Regions from separate parts of the Homo sapiens genome. Here region 2 is linked to region 1. Evidence: chromatin loops called from intact Hi-C (ENCODE). Cell type or tissue: heart left ventricle. All regions are shown on one strand.

What was found. Hi-C counts contacts between places; a loop is a spot of excess contacts. Peaks named below come from ENCODE experiments on the same cell type or tissue, not always from the same donor. Only the 100,000 strongest peaks of a DNase experiment are listed, where the experiment ranks them.
Region 2: a loop joins it to region 1, with 8 times the contacts of the local background. A loop is called at or near these places in 103 of 110 quality-filtered maps.

What each region holds. Positions count from the first base shown.
Region 1 is chr11:64,145,775-64,153,774 of GRCh38, reverse strand. It overlaps MACROD1 (mono-ADP ribosylhydrolase 1), which reads left to right. Exons shown (of 11, transcript NM_014067.4): 2 at 1,382-1,483; 3 at 2,420-2,536. Among named protein-coding and RNA genes, the nearest start is that of MACROD1, 16 kb to the left of the region's middle. RefSeq lists enhancers at 1-395, 396-1,391, 7,307-7,808 and a silencer at 435-654. In heart left ventricle, CTCF peaks have their summits at 524 (motif pointing right), 4,708, 4,930 (motif pointing right) and 7,510 (motif pointing right); DNase peaks (open chromatin) are centred at 564, 2,624, 4,954, 5,404 and 1 weaker place; H3K4me3 peaks cover 513 bases; H3K27ac peaks cover 1,623 bases.
Region 2 is chr11:63,996,400-64,004,399 of GRCh38, reverse strand. OTUB1 (OTU deubiquitinase, ubiquitin aldehyde binding 1) reads right to left here. Exons shown (of 7, transcript NM_017670.3): 4 at 7,752-7,870; 5 at 7,459-7,543; 6 at 7,156-7,350; 7 at 5,988-7,051. The coding sequence ends at 6,854. It overlaps MACROD1 (mono-ADP ribosylhydrolase 1), which reads left to right. Exons shown (of 11, transcript NM_014067.4): 5 at 4,057-4,173; 6 at 4,637-4,758; 7 at 4,840-4,870; 8 at 4,996-5,069; 9 at 5,364-5,445; 10 at 5,528-5,562; 11 at 5,713-5,842. The coding sequence ends at 5,532. Among named protein-coding and RNA genes, the nearest start is that of OTUB1, 14 kb to the right of the region's middle. RefSeq lists enhancers at 3,330-3,837, 3,850-4,785, 5,123-5,212, 4,786-5,723, 6,660-7,597 and silencers at 3,523-4,102, 4,753-4,992. In heart left ventricle, CTCF peaks have their summits at 3,602 and 3,814 (motif pointing left); DNase peaks (open chromatin) are centred at 3,779, 4,897 and 5,141; H3K4me3 peaks cover 2,310 bases.

The DNA of each region.
Region 1 (8,000 bases):
GGGGCAGAAGTGGCTGCCAGGAAAGGTGGCTCTGGCTTGAGCAGCAGTGGGGGCTGACCAGGGGTGGGCCTAGCCTTTTGTGATGACCCCACCTTTGCATCCAGCAGGGACTCTGGACTGGGCCCCTTGCATGAGTTCTGTCATCTAATGCTCTCAGCATCCTTGGGTTGTTATCACCCCTGCCAGCAGTGGTTAGATGAGGAGATGGAGGCCTGGATGATGAAGTGACTCTGGCCGGGAAAACACCCTGCTGTGTGAGGGTGGCCTCCCAACCTCCCTGAACATTTGTGGAGGGACCTACCTGTCCCCCTCACTGCCATGTGCATAGAAGCTTCCAGGCTGCAGTCCTTCCTTTCTCACCACCTCCTCTAATTGCTCTCCCGCCTCTACATATTTTTTGATGCTTTTTGAGTTTCTCAATTGTAGCCTTTGCTGTTTGCCGTGGGGGCTGCCCCATCCCGGGAGCCTGTGGTCCAGGGTGCCAGGCTGGGCTGAGCGCCTGGGTGTGCAGGCGGCCTCGGGCCAGCAGGGGGAGCCCGTGAGCTGCTAGCCTGGCCTGGCGCGGTCGGGGCGGGCCCTTCTGAGACGGGTTCCAGGTTTCTGTGCCTGGTGCCACCCCCAAGGGAAGGCGGAGCCCATGGGACAGTGCTCAGGCAAGGGGAGCCGGCCAGGGTGGACCCCGAGTCTGTGAGCGGGTGGGGGGTGCCTGGCTCCTCACTCAAGTCCCTGCTGTGTGAGGGTGGCCTCCCAACCTCCCTGAGCCCCGGTTTCCTCATCTGTAAAACGAGAACGATTCCAACCCCATTGGTCATGCTGGGAGCCCTCAGCCGCTGCCGGGGGGGATGTTGGGGACAGGTGCCAGGTCCACTTGGTCCTGCAGCTCCTGGAGGAGGACAGCTGTCCCGCTGCCTGCATGCAGTGACAGTGAGGGCAGAACTGACTGGCGGTGGGACTGATGGATAATGTCGCTGGCTGAGTGCTGCCAACCGGCTTGGCCTTAGTGTGTGGGAGGAAGCTCGGAGCTGTTCTGCAGGGGACGTCTTCACCCCCGTTCTAATCAGGGAGAAACGGGGGACCCAGAGAGATGTGGACGCTGCTGGAAAGTGGCAGAGCTGAATTCATCACAACCCAGGTCTGCGATGCCTGAGCCAGTCCCTCAGCCTCCCCAGACCTCAGTTTCCCTCCCTGAACAAAGAGAGCAGGACAAGATATTCTAGGGGCCTCTGAGGTTTCCCCAGCATGCCTGCCCTGTGTGCCCAGAGAAGGAGGGACAGGAAGAGCTGGTTTGCATTCTTGGATGAGGCAAGAAAGGAGATGTGGGGGTGCAAGCCCCAGGCCCGTTCCTCTGCCCCCACCCTGATCCTCCTTCCTGCCTCTGCAGCCTTTCTGAAGGGCCTGAGTGACAAGCAGCGGGAGGAACATTACTTCTGCAAGGACTTTGTCAGGCTGAAGAAGATCCCGACATGGAAGGAGATGGCGAAAGGTAGGCCCTGCTCGGGGGAGGCCCTGGTGGGCAGGCTCCAGACCCGTGGCTTGGGAGAATTGTGCAGACAAGAAGAGCTAGTCCAGTGGCATGTATCGAGTGCTTGCTGCAGGCAGGTGCTCCGCGTGTATCACCTCATTCAATTATTTTATTTTATTTTTTGAGATGGAATTTCACTCTTTTTGCGCAGGCTGGAGTGCAATGGCTCGATCTTGGCTCACTGCAACCTCCACCTCCCGGGTTCAAGCGATTCTCCTGCCTCAGCCTCCTGAGTAGCTGGGATTACAGACATGCACCACCATGCCTGGATAATTTTTGTATTTTTAGTAGAGATGGGGTTTCACCATATTGGCCAGGCTGGTCTCGAACTACTGACCTCAAGTGATCTGCCCGCCACGGCCTCCCAAAGTGCTGGGATTACAGGCGTCAGCAACTGCGCCTGGCCATCTCATTCAATTATTAACACAACAAGTGCAATTTTTATCCCCATTGTATGGTTGGAAACAGAGCCCTAGGTTAGGTGAGCCACCTGCCCGAGATTACTTGCTTGTGGGGAGCTGGGGTTTGAAGCTGCGATTTGGTTGCTTACAGTGGGGTGTGTTGGTGAGACAGCAGGCCTGGTGACCCATAACCCTAGGCAAGTCTCTGACCCACCTAATCCTCAGTTTCTACCTCTGTGAAATGGGATAGATGATATTGGCACTGTACCTGCTGGTGGCCTTGCTGTGAAGATGCAAGGAGTCCCCGCGTGATTTTAGCACGCAGTAGGTGCTCCTCAGTGTGGGTTCCTGGTACTGGGTCAGCAGTCATCGTGCTGCAGGCTGCCCCTGGAGGTGGAGGGAGGTCGATAGGGAAGGCCCTGGCCCCTGGGCCCTGGCTGGGTCCCTCTGCAGTGGGCAGCCTCGCTGTGACCTCCCCGGCCCCTACTTGTTCCAGGGGTGGCTGTGAAGGTGGAGGAGCCCAGGTATAAAAAGGACAAGCAGCTCAATGAGAAAATCTCCCTGCTCCGCAGCGACATCACCAAGCTGGAGGTGGACGCCATCGTCAACGCCGGTGAGTGGCTGGCCTGAACCAGAGACCTGGTGGCCGCCCTGTTGCCTTTGCTCTGCTCTGCTGTGCCAGGCCTGGGTGGACGCCACCTGGCTCCAGTGAGGCTCGGGTTGCTGGCAAGGACAGCCTGCTGGCGCCATGGCAGCCCAACGTGTCGGCCACTCGGGCTCCTCTTCCCTTGAAACCCTGACCTGCTGTGTCGGGGGCGCCTTGCTCCACTGAGACCCATTAGTGGCCGGGGAAGGGGGAGAGCTGGGCTGAAACTGGGCTGCCCTGCCAGGAAGGCAGAGGCCACAGCGGGGAGGTCTGACCTTGGGGGGCCACAGAAGCCCCAACCAGCACCTGCCTTCCTCTGCCTTTGGCCTGGCCTGCCCCCGCTTCAGACCTGGGCGGGTGAGGGAGCTTGTCGAGGGATAGTGGGGGCAGAGAGGTCCCCTGCCATGCCCTGGCAGCTTTCCAGAGCCTAGAAACAGGAGCTGCTCAGCTTCCTGCGCTCGCCTCTTGCTGGCTTGGCAGTTTATTGTGATGAGTATGGGAGCCGGCTGCCTCTTTGTGGGAGGGAGGAAGGGGGCTGCTACTCCACACAGCTAGTGGTTGTCTGGCAAGGTCAAAGGCGCCAGGAAAGGACTTTGGCATGGGGTGCCAAGGGCTGGTTAAGTCGAGCAGGTGGCTTGTGGAACAGGTTGAGTGGCGGCTGAACCCCGGCCCTCGCCCGCCTGCTCGCTTGCTCCTTTGCTTACCTGGCATCTGCACCAAGCATTGGAGGAAGGGGGGCCTCTTTCTCAGACCCTGAATATGGGGGGCAGGTCCTCTCGTCTTGGGCTCCAGCTCACAGGGAAAACCCTGCTGTGCCAGCCCCTCCCTAACCTGTGCAGGCCCAGGGCACCCCCAGGAGCTTCTCGAGTCTCCTTCGTCCCCACTTTGCGCTTGTAGCGGTCGTGCCTGGCCCCAGCGCTGTCCCCCAGTGACTCTGGGGCATGGTGGTGCTGATGCTGTGAGCATTTCCGTTAATCTCTGTGAGTGACAGGCTCTAGGATCCGGAGAGGGGAGTTCACTCGGCCGCCCCGGGCCTGGTCCGTGGGGTCTGAGTTGTGTTTCCTGAAGCAACCTTGCTCTATGCGTCTTCCCACTGTTGACTGCAAAGCTGGATAGTCATATGGGGGTGCCTTGCCCGCACATTCCCTGTCTAGGCACACAGGTGACAGGTTACACGTAGGCAGGAGTTTCTGCTCAGTGTGGCTGGCTGAGGGCAGCAGGGAGAGCTAGGGTCACCTTGGGCTTCTGCAGGTGGTTCTGGTGTGTTTCTCTAGGGCCACTAGGATGAGAACTGCTAGTCCATCTGAGGACACACAGCTAAGACAAAGCCACATCTGGGTTGGCAGACATTACAGCGGCCTAGGGGAGAAGGGCGTTCTTGCTGCCTGTGCCCAGGAGGGGCTGGCCTGGAGCAGAAGGGCAGAGCCTTGGGGCTGTGGCTGAGGGGGCAGTCAGGCAGGCCAGTGGGTACTCCAGCCCTGCCAGTCACTGGCAAGCGTGTGAGAGGTACTGCAGCGGTACCTTCTTGCTGAGCTGCAAAGTGGCCGGAGGGAAAATGAGGCATCTTGTGAGCTCTGTCCCCCTTGGGTTGGTGGTTCGCTGCAACATGGGCCAGGAGAAAGGGTGCAGGGACCAAGGTGGGGTGTTGATGGGTTCAGATGGAATGGGGGCGCTCCGGAGGCTGCACCCGGGCTGTGGGCGTGATTAACACTGCTTCCTAAGTGCCCTTGGGAGTCGCCAGGTTTTGGATGCAGCAGCTCCATCAGAAGCGGTTTAGTGCCAGCTCCATTTGCACCAGGGCCAGGGCTGGGGCAGTGCTGGCTGAGTTTCTCTGTGGACTCCCCTTCTCTGTGTCCTTGCCTAGGCCTCTGTTTCCTCCTCTGCAAAATGAGGGTGGTGAAGAAACCACCCGTCAGGTTACTGGGGGCACTCGGAGCTGATGCACGTGACGTGCAAATGACGGTCACTCAGCACCTGGCGGGAATCGGGGCTCAGCACCTCGCACTGGTGCTGAAACTGGTGTCATCAGCGCCGTTCTGGGCATCACCCCTGTCCCAGCGGTGCCGAGGGACATGGTACCTCCTGCAAATGATCAGCTTTCACCTCCCCCTGCTTGCCTCAGTTTACCCATACACCTCTTGGTGTGTTCTCCTGGGATCTTTTTGTTCTAGACTCTCACAGCCAGGAGGACCCGGTACCCGCCTGGAATCCCAGGGAATGACGGAGGCAGGGTCTGAACACGGGCTTCCCACACAGAGCCCGAGTCTCCTTTCAGCCGTCCAGGGCTTTGTGGAACCCCAGCGTTCAAAGTGGCTTTGGCACTGGTCAGGCCTCCAGGGTCCTGGGTGGCCTTGGCTCCCACCCCAGCCCCTGTGCCCACCAGGGGGCAGCAGAGATTGCAGTTCCCAGGAGCCCATATATCAGCCTGTTTATTAGTGGAATAAAAGTCGTTGGCAACGGCAGGGCTTTTCGGGGCTGCATAAATCTGCGTCTGTGCCTCGTGAAACCCATATGTGCTTAATTCATATGTAAAGTTTCAAGCAGGAAGAGAATACGTGTCCATTAAATTCTATTTGACTTGATTATAATCATTAGCCGTGAATAATTGCTTCTCAGTGCCTACCACGGAGCCACCACAATAAGCCAGAGGAGAGAGCAATTATCTTGGGGTGGGGATTTTTAAATTTATATTTTTGAAGCCAGGAGCAGTGCTGGCCCCGCGGGCGTCAGTGGCCCATGGAGAACGCCGTGGGTCACACTGGGCTGGGAGCTTGAGATCTGGCCGCCCGCCGGAGCTTCTGGATTTTGTTGTGGGGAACAGTTCTCTTTGTTCCTGCTGCCATATGGGAGGGGCTGTCGCTGCCTGGGCTTGGGTCCAGCTGCAGGGATGTGGAGGGGAAGGGTGCAGTGGGAGCTAGGAGAGGGCTGTGAGGGAAAGGGGGCGGGGAGAGCTCCCAACCCCCCACCCTCCTCCATCCTGAAAAGCTGTGGGGTTGAAGGGGTCTCCAGCCAGGCTGTGGGCATCTCTCTTGCCACTCAGCAGGGCCCTGGGGATCCTTGGAGAGGGCAGTTGCCAGGTGTCCCCCTGCCCGCCCCCCTCACTCTTTCCCCTCCCTGAAGAGGCATCTGCCTGTGACCTCCGTCAGGCCATTGAGAATCGGACCCTGGGCGGGACGTAGTAGCTCACTCCTGTAATCCCAGCACCGTGGGAGGCCGAGACGAGAGGATCACTTGAGCTCGGGAGTTTGAGACCAGCCTGGCCAACATAGTGAGACTCTATCTCTACAAAAAAAAAAATAATACGGCATGGTGGTGTGTGCCTATAATCCCAGCTACTCAGGAGGCTGAGGCAGGAGGATTGCTTGAACCTGGGAGGTTGAGGCTGCAGTGAGCCATGGTTGTGCCACTGCACTCCAGCCTGGGTGACAGAGTGAGACCCTATCTAAAATATATATATATATATAATAGAACATCAGATTCTGGGCCAGGTACGATGGCTCACACCTGTAATCCCAGAACTTTGGGAGGCTGAGACAGGCGGATCACTTGAGGTCAGGAGTTTCGAGACTAGCCTGGCCAACATGGCGAAATCCCATCTCTACTAAAAATACAAAAATTAGCCAGGCGTGATGGCATGCACCTGTAATCCCAGCTACTTGGGAGGCTGAGGTAGGAGAATCACTTGAACCCAGGAGGCTGAGGCAGGAGGATTGCTTGAACCTGGGAGGTCAAGGCTGCAGTGAGCCATGATTGTGTTACTGCCTTCCAGCCTGGGCAACAGAGTGAGACTCCATCTCAAAAAAAAAAAAAGAAAGAAAGAAAATCAGACTCTGAGGCTGCAGGCGGTGGCTCACTCTTGTAATCCCAGCACTTTGAGAGGCTGAGGCAGGAAGATTGCTTGAGCCCAGGAGTTTGAGACCAACTTGAGCAACACAGTGGCACCCTATCTCTACCAAAAAAAAAATTAAAAAAGATTAGTAGGGTGTGGTGGTGCATGCCTGTAGTCCAGCTACTTGGGAGGCTGAAGTGGGAGGACTGCTTGAGCCTGGGAGGTCGAGGCTGCAGTGAGCTGTGACTGTGCCATTGCACTGCAGCCTGGGCAACAGAGTGAGATGCTGTCTCAAAAAACAAATAAAAATAAGAAAATCAGATTCTGTTTCCCTACTGATCTCCTGGCATTTGAAATTCAGGACTGGTTTCCACTCTTACATTATTGGGCTATGAGATGTGATTGGGATGTGTGTGATGGTGTGTGTGTGAGGTCAGGAGTTTGGCCTGTGTGTGTGATGTGTGCGGTGCGTGTGTTTGTGATGTAGCATGTTTGTGTCTGTGCTTGTGTGATGCGTGGGGTGTGTGTGATAGAGTGTGTGTGTGAGGTCAGGAGTTTGGCCTATGTGTGTGGGGTGTGCGTATGCATTTGTATGATGTGTGTGATGCGTGTGTGTGCGTGATGTGTGTGTGTCTGTGCTTGTGTGATGCATGGGGTGTGGGTGATGGAGGGTGTGTGTGGTGTGATGTGTGTTTGTATGGGATGTGGTGGGAGTGAGGTGGGAGGTTGGGCAGAAGCATAGAAGTGGGGATGCCTGGCTGGCGGGTGGCAGGGCTTGAAGTTGCAGGGACGGAACAAACCCCCACACCCTCAGGCACAGTGCAGGCCTCCCTGGGCCCTGTCCCCGTGGGCTGCCAGCTGAGGCCACTTGCTTGGGTAGCACCCGGGAGAGTCTCAGGTTCCTGCCATCTGTGTCGGCCACGGCTCCTGCCCACAGGAGCATGGCGCATCCGTCTTAATGAAATTGGGCTGCCATGTGCAGGAGATAAGCCAGGGAGCCCCCGCAGGCCCCCTCTTCTGGAGGAGGAGGTTCTCAGAGCCGGTGCCTGCCTCTCCAGCCTTGCCTATGACCTCAGTCCTGTGTCTGGGGAGAGCGCCGGTCTCAGGGTATCCACTAGGGGGTGCTGTGGCTGCCAGGGTGTTTATGTCTCCTTTTTACCACGGGGGTGCAGTGACCTTGACTAGGCCACCTCCCTGCCCTTGAGTTTCCTGGTGCACCAGACCTGTGTGTGTGGACTTCTTGTTCCTGACAGATAGCAGAGTCCTGGGCAGGACATGTCCGGGCACAAAGAAAGATCCCCATTCTTGGCCAGGCACGGTGGCTCACGCCTGTTATCCTAGCACTTTGGGAGGCCGAGGCGGGCGGATCGCTTGAGGTCAGGAGTTTGAGAGCAGCCTGGCCAACATGGTGAAACCTGGTCTCTACTAAAAATACAAAAATTAGCCGGACACAGTGGCATGCGCCTGTAGTCCCAGCTAGTCAGGAGGCTGCGGCAGAAGAATTGCTTGAACCTGGGAGGTGGAGGTTGCGGTGAGCCGAGATTGTGCCACTGCACTCCATCCTGGTTGCTGGGTGACAGAGCAAGATTCCATCTCAAAAAA
Region 2 (8,000 bases), 150 kb after region 1:
CCCTTCATGCATATTACAGCACCCTAAATAGCGGCCAACTCATCCTAAGCGCCTTGGCGGATGGCCCCACCGGAGCCTGCCTGCCTTCCGCCTCTGCTGGCTCTGAGGACTGCCCACTCCTGGTGCCCTCCACTGCCCCAGGAATGCCCAGGGCCATGGGCAATCACTCAGCCCAGCCCTCCTTCCTTCCACAACATCCTTCCATGGGAGGCGCACAGATGCTGGGCTGAATGCTGGCCGTGGAGGCTGGAAGGCAGGGCTTTACCACAGCAAAGCAGGGAGATGCCTAAGATGGGGCGGAGGGTCAAGGGCCGCTCAGAGGCCAGGGCTTGGGGCAGAAAGAGGTTCCTCCGGGCTCAGGCGAGGGCAGGCAGAGCCCCAGTGGCATTTGAGGAGCGGCCTGAGGAACGAGAGCCCACGAAGGAGACGGGAAGTCCCGCTGGATGGAGGGAGCCGTCAGCGCTGGGGGCAGCCAAACCGTCCAGAAAGACAGTGGCCTCAGAACACTGTGCAACAAGAGGCCACCAGGGCAGCCCCCCTGCTGGAAGGGGACGTGCTGATGTGGGGAGACACTGCCTCCCCAAGAGCGTGGACAGGGGGCCATTCAAACCAGTCAGCCAGAGTGGTTCAGGGCGAGGCCCTTTAGTGGTCCCAGAGGAAGCAGAGCCACTGAGGTTGGGAGCCCAACCTTCCAGCCGTGTGGGCAAGTTTTGCTCTCTGTGCCTCAGTTTCTTCTTCTATAAACAGGAAAAATAATAAGACAGCGGCTGTAAATCACCACGCAGGTGCTTACCCAACAAGAAGGCTGACAAAGGCCATGGGGGGTGAGTCATACCAGCTACTTAGGAGGCTTAGGCAGGGCAACATAGCAAGACCCTGTCTCAAAAAAACACAGGCTCACATCTGTAATCCCAGCACTTTGGGAGGCTGAGACGGGTGGATCACTTGAGGTCAGGAGTTCAAGACCAGCCTGGGCAACATGGTGAAACCCCATCTCTACTAAAAATACAAAAAATCAGCTGGGCATAGTGGTGCGCCCCTGTAAGCTCAGCTACTCGGGAGGCTGAGGCATAAGAATCACTTGAACCCAGGAGGCAGAGGTTGCAGTGAGCCAAGATTGCACCACTGCACTCCAGCCTGGATGATATAGTGAGACAGAGGGCTGATATGAAGGAGCCATATCAGGGGGAGTTTAACGGTAGAGGAGGGTGGAGGGAAGAAGGGGCTGCAGGGAGGAGGCAGAGGGGCCTTAGGGGCCATCTTCTGGCCACAGGTGGAGGAAGGCTTCATCTTTGACCTGATGGAGAAACATCTCAGGGGGGTCCCGCCACCCAAGTGGGCTCTGCCTCCCCAGGAAAGACCCCAGGTTTTCTGCTGACTTGGGGTGAGGGTTGAGCTGGAGCCTGGAGGTTTGTTTTGGTGGCTGAGGGCCCTGGAGAGGAGACTAAGGGTTGGTCAGCTCCTGTGAACTGGGAATACCCCACCTCCACCAGGTAGCCCCAGGGATCAGGGCTGCTGGTCTTTTCCAGCTGCCTTGGGGTGGGGTGGGAAGAGGGAAGAGGGAAGGAAGGGCATCTCCCCTGAATGGGACCCCAGGAAGCTTGAGTCTCTAGGACCTAGCTTAGCCCCAGGTAAGAGCCAGGACAGGGCCTGGAGGGCAGAGCTAAGGGGACTCTGGGAGTGTGTGTGGGAGGGGTCCTTTGGGCCTATGGCTAAGGAGAGCAGGGTGGGGGGGTTCCCCTCTGCACTCTCAGGGGAGAGAGCGAGAAGGCTGGTGTGTGGACAGGGAGGGACACGCAGGCAAGAGGGGCCAGGCTGCACTCTAGCTTGTTGGGGTAGCAGTGGGCTGACAGTGACCTGTCCCTCATCTCTGCTTTAGGGGAGCCCCTCCCTGGGGCCCCTGCAGAGCCATCACCTGGCCCAGGCCCTGTTCTGGAACTGCTGGGGGTGAGGAGGGGGCATCTGGCCTGAGCCCTCTGCCAGCATTGATTCCAGCTCCCTCCACCTCCCTTGCGCCCCCAGGTCAGCCCCAAAGGCCTGGCTGCAGGCCAGTCCACTTCCGCAGGAAACATTAAATTCCTGAAACACTGAGCTCCACTTCCCCGCACGGGCCCCCACAGCTGGCCGAGGTCGCCTGCAGGGCGGTGAGCCCCCAGAGACTTCGAGCAGCCGGTGCCAGGTGCTCGACCCGGGAGGCTCCTAGGAGAGCCAGCTCAGACAGATCCCTGGGCTCACCCCCACACACTGTGAACACCCTGTGTGCACCCACCTCCCATCACACTGATGTACACATACCCGAACATGCCCACACTGTCACACTGTTGTTAATAACAGGATACACTCATGACCTCCATTCTTGCCAAGCACTGCCTTAAGCACATTACAAAGTTAGTTTAACTCAATCCTTCCAACAGCCCAATGAGCTCTGAGGTGGGTGCTATTATCCCATTTTCCAGATGGAGCAACTGAGACCCAGAGAGGTTAAATGATATGTGAGGGGTCACACATCTGTGGCTGGCAGAGCCAGGATGTGAACTCACGTTGCCCAGCTCCACAGCCCAGCCACGGCACCCCATTCGGAACACTCACTTCCCAGCACTGGGAGCTCCAGCCTGGACGCCCGCTCTGGGCCCTGCCTTCTTGCTCCATCTCAGCCTCGCCCTGGGCTACAGCTGCCTTTCTCCCTGCAGAGGAGAGGAGCAGGTGGAAGGGATCCAGGCCTGAGCCGTTCTCAGCGTTCCCCTAACCTCTCTGCCCACCCATCCCTGGGACGCTCTGGGAAATTGCCTGGTGCCAGCTCTGAGTAAAGTTGCAGAATGAGGTTTAATTGTGCCCCCAGGGCACGAGATCAAACAGCAAAAGAAAGGGGTGTGAGCTACCTGGCATCCCTGGAACTGTGCCGAGACTGAGGTGATGAAGGAGAAGGTGGCCTTGGTTTGTCCATCTGTAAAATGGGGAATGATGGTCCTCTCTTGATGCCCGCCTGTGAGCACCAGGCAGCTGGTGCCTGAGGAGCTCCTGGCGTGGGCGATCAGAGCTGCCAAAGATGGGCCCTGTCCTCCCGGCCAGCACGCGGCGTTTTCCTCTGTGGGAGGGTCGCTGTCCCGGTATTCCAGATAAGAGGGTGGACGCCAGAGAGGGGAAGGGGCAGGATCTCACAGCCGATGAGGGGTGAGCCCGGGCTGGACCCAGGCCTGCCTGAGGCCGCGCCTCTCCTGCGCGGTGCCCTGGCGAGGTTGGGCTGCTGGAGCGTTTCCTCCATGCCTCCCGCTGCGCCCCGGTTGTTTATCTGCGCCCGGGTCCCCAGGGTCGCTCGCGAGGCCCTGCAGCCGCCCTCGGATAAACAAGCCCATGCGGGGCCGTAATTAAGCTGGATGCGCTAACGAGGCGGTTCATTAACCAGCTGGGGTTTGCGCGCCAGGAGACTCGGGCCCGGGCGTCGGGCTCACCTCCCCGCGCGGCTGGAAGACCCAGACTCCAGCTACAGATCTGATCACCCTGTAACAAGGTGGCCTCGGTTTCCTCATCCGCAAAATGGGTCCTAGGGTTTGCCGCCGCCCCGTGATGGGGCGCCGCCTGGGGAGGTGGGCCTTGGGATCGCACCGACGCTGAGGCCCGGGCGGAGGCAGCGACTGGTCGCGGGCCCTGCAGCGCGCCCGGGACAGGGCTAGGGAGGGGCGTCGGGGAGGAAGCTTCCCCGTCACCCCGGCTCGGGCGGCGGTTCCTGTCCCGGCGGCCCCCGCCTCCCGGAGCCGCCCTGCCTGGGCCCTGGCGGCGCGGCCTGGAAGGGACAGGGTGGGCCGGGTGCGCCCCCTGCCGGCCTCCTTGCGCGACTTCCCGCCAGGCCCAGGGCCGTCCCGCTCTGCGCCTCGGTTTCCCCAGATGTGAAACATTCCGGGCGGGGGTGGGGGCAGCGGCCGCGGCCGGAGGCCACGGGGTTGGGGCGCGGCTCCGCATGGGTCCTCGCATCGCCGAGGGGCTTCTCGGGACTGAGGGTGCTCACCCCGGGGCCGCAGCCTTGCCAGGCCAGCTCAGTCGCGCCCGCCCTTCCCGCAGTGGACGGCTGCATTCATCGGGCCGCCGGCCCCCTGCTTACCGACGAGTGCCGGACCCTGCAGAGCTGTAAGACTGGCAAGGCCAAGATCACCGGCGGCTATCGGCTCCCGGCCAAGTGTGAGTCCCCGACGCGCCCCCAGCTGTGGGGCGCAGACAGGGCGCCCGTGTGTCACTGGGACATCAGGGGTGCGGCCCCCACAGGAGTGCTGGGGAACTCCTCAGGGGGCCCTTCTTAACCTTAAGGGCCAAGACCCGGCCCCCACCCCGCACACCCCAGGAAGCACATGGGGGAGACCGTGCGTGGAGGCTGAGGATGGAGCTGGGGGGCAACGCCTTCGCGCCCACACTCGCGCTCGGGTCTCAGCCGGGCCCATACAGATGTGGGGAGGGGGCGCGGGGCTCTGTGCGCGTGCGGATTCGGGCTCGAGGGGGCCCACAGGGGTGGGGGCCTTCGCGGAGGAGGCTCAGCGCTTGGGGGGAAAGGTGTTTCCTGCCCCCTTCTGCCCAGGCCGGCAGGGGGAAGCGAGGGAGCTGAGGACCGCGTAGACCCCCGCCGGTCTGACCCCGTCGCCCCCCGTAGACGTCATCCACACAGTGGGGCCCATCGCCTACGGGGAGCCCAGCGCCAGTCAGGCTGCCGAGCTCCGCAGCTGCTACCTGAGCAGTCTGGACCTGCTGCTGGAGCACCGGCTCCGCTCGGTGGTGAGGGACGGCCCGCGGGGGAGGGCGGGAGGCGGGGCGCAGTGACAATGTTCCAACCCCCTCTCACCCCTCCCCGCCCAGGCGTTCCCCTGCATCTCCACCGGCGTGTTTGGTGAGTCTGGAAGAAAGGCAAGGACCAGGAGTGGGCGGTGGACCCAGACGCCGGGAGGGGCCGGGGCGGACAGGGGAGTGGGCGGGGCCAGAGCCTAGGACTCACTCCCGCCCCACCCGCCTCAGGCTACCCCTGTGAGGCGGCCGCCGAGATCGTGCTGGCCACGCTGCGAGAGTGGCTGGAGCAGCACAAGGACAAGGTGAGTCCTGGGCCCGGGCGAGGGTGGGGTCCGCATCCCGGCCAGAGTGACCAGCCCCCATCATCGCCCAGGGAGTCAGGGTGCAGAGCGCAGGGCCAGGCCCGCCCCTTCCTTCCCTGTTTCTCCTGCGCAAGGGCGCCTGGCGGTGGCGAGATGGGGGTGATGGCACACAGCCGTGAGCCTCCGTGAAGGGCGCAGGGCCAGGCAGGTGAAAGCCTGCACCAGGGCAGGCAGTCACAGGATCCTGGGGCCAGGCGTGGCAGCTCGGCCCAGGCTGAGCAGCCCCTGGCGCAGGTGGACCGGCTGATCATCTGCGTGTTCCTCGAGAAGGACGAGGACATCTACCGGAGCCGGCTCCCCCACTACTTCCCCGTGGGTACGTGCCCCGCGCCGCCCCACGGCCCGCCCCTGCCCCGGTCCACCCTGGGGGCGGGCTCTCACTGTCCTCTGCCTTCCAGCCTGAGGCTCCCGCAGCCCACCCTGACCGGGACTGGTAAGCAGGGCCTCGCCCCGTGCGGCGGCCCCGGCCCTAGACTAACCCGCCCACTAACCCCCGCTCACCCCCAAGCAGGGCGGGAAACCACGGGGCAGCCTGGGAGGTCGGGGACGCCCATAGACACCTCTGACTCTGCTCTGCCCTCAGACCCGCCTTCGGGACCCCGCTCCCAGCTCTGAGAGGTCGCCAAAGCCTGCAGCCTGGCCTGGGCCTGGCCACCCCTTCTTTCCCTCCGCGCCCCGCCCCCGAGGAGCCTAATAAAGATCTCGTTGTGGCAGCTCCTACTGTCTGAGCTCTGACTGGGGGGAAGGAAGGCGGCCCAGGTGTTGGATGGAGCCCCTGGCCAGATGCTTTCACTGAAAGGGGCTGGCAAGAGCTCTCGGTGAGCCAGGCGGGCAGAGGCACAGGCGGACGGCAGAGGCGGCAGCAGCAGTTCACATTTATTGAGGGCCTGCCCCCAAGGAGCTCACAGCCTGGGGGCTGAGACCCCGAATGTGCAGGGGGCGGGGAAGAAAAGAGGTGAAGGCAAAAAGGCAGGCAATGCAGAGACACCGTGGCCCAAGCAGAGGGGGTGCAAGGCAGGCACAGGCAGGGGGCCTGGGGCGGATGGGGAGGTGGAGAACCGGCAGCCCTGCCTAGACCTGAGGACTGTAGACCCCACACGTTTGAAGGCTGCCCTCCCCCACCAGGATGGCACTGCCCGGGCACCCTGTGGGAGGCCCAGCTCCTCCACCTGCCCTGAGCCGGGTCCAGCCTCACAAAGGCCCCTCCACCCAGGACTCCCAACCATGCAGACTCCCGGTGGAGGGCAGGAAGCTGGGGTCTGGGGCCCAGCCGGGACGTGGAGGTGGGGCCTATGAGGGAGCAGATGAAGTGTGGGTGGCCCTGGGACCCTGGGCAAGTCCCTAAGGAACTTCCAGGATCCCATAGAAGCCCCTGAGCCAGCTAAGAAGGGAAGGAAGCAGAACCCAACGAAGCAGGAGGGGCCTCCAAGAGGCCTGGCCCCTCAAACCTGCTCCTGTTGGGGAAGCTCAGGAGTAGATAGGTGAAAAGCAGGGGGACCCACCTGGGGGGAGGGGGCAGCAGACAGAGCAGCCAGGCGGGCAGCAGAGCAGGGACACGCACACACGGCTCACCACCAGCACCCCCTTTAATAAAACATGGGGGGGGGTCATGTGACAGGAAGAAGGGGGTGAAATAGGACCATTTACAACCACAGAAAAACCTCTGTACATGTCTAGCGCCTGGCAGAGGGGGGCAGCAGGGCAGCAGCGGGCTGGAGCCAGCCCTATTTGTAGAGGATATCGTAGTGTCCAGGCCGGTAGAGAAGGTAGACCTTGGGCTCGGAGCCCTCAGGGAAGATGTGCGGATTGGTGGTGCCGCCCTCGCCGCGGTCCATGTACTCCACCTGGATGGACACGCTGAGGGCCTGGGCCAGCGCAATGATGTGGATGTGGTCGCTCTCCTTGCACATGGGCTCCACCTCCTGTGGCACAGGTGCCGGTCAGGCCCTGGTCTCCGCACCCCGCCCCAGGCCCTGTGGGCCCACTGCACTCCCCCGGCCGAGAGTAAAGGGGAGGGGGACGGCACCTGCTGGCAGAACTCCTTGACAGTCCGTCCACCCTCGATGAAGTGCTCGAAGAACTTGCTCTCGCGCTGCAGGTAGCCCGAGGTGAGCAGCCGCAGGTAGACCACAAGGTAGTCGGAGGTGCTCTGGTCATTGAAGGAGGCCAGCAGGTCGGCGACAGAGGTCTGCTTCTCCACCTGCTCAATCAGGTCCATGAACTGCAGCCACGGAGGGAGAAAGGGCAAGATGACGGGGAGGAGATGGGTGGTCCTCACCAGGTGAACCCCTCCCCCATGGCCCAGCCCAAGACAGGCACCAGGGCTCACCGTGTTGTGGAAATCCTCAATTGTGAATTCAGTGAAGCCCTGGGACACCAGGTCTTCCTTGCTCTTGGCAGACACAGCCTTGAACCTGGGGGTGGGATGGAAAGGCGGGCCCAGCATGGGCTCCTCGACCAGCCCAGACGCCAGGGCCGAGACAGCACTGCCCCGCCTGGCAAGGCCAGAGTCCAGCCCATCGCCCGGGAAGGAGGGAGACACCCTACTCGAGACACATCCTACTCGCCCGGGGAGGAGGTAGACACCCACCTGCCTCGGTGCCCAGTGCCCACCCTTCTCACCGCTGCAACTCCTTGCTGTCATCCAGCAGTGCCTCCAAGTGGGAGAATCCGAAAGCCCGATAGAAACAGTTGCCGTCAGGCCTGGTCTTGCGGATGTACGAGTACTTTTTGTGGAGGTCCTGCGGAGACAGCCCCACCCCGACAGGTTAACATCAGGCCAGAACGGGGGCTGGCCAAGGAAATGTCCCCCAGCAAAGGTCACACTCCAAAGGTGGCAACTGAGCTCCCAGCAGCCACCTGCCACCCTGG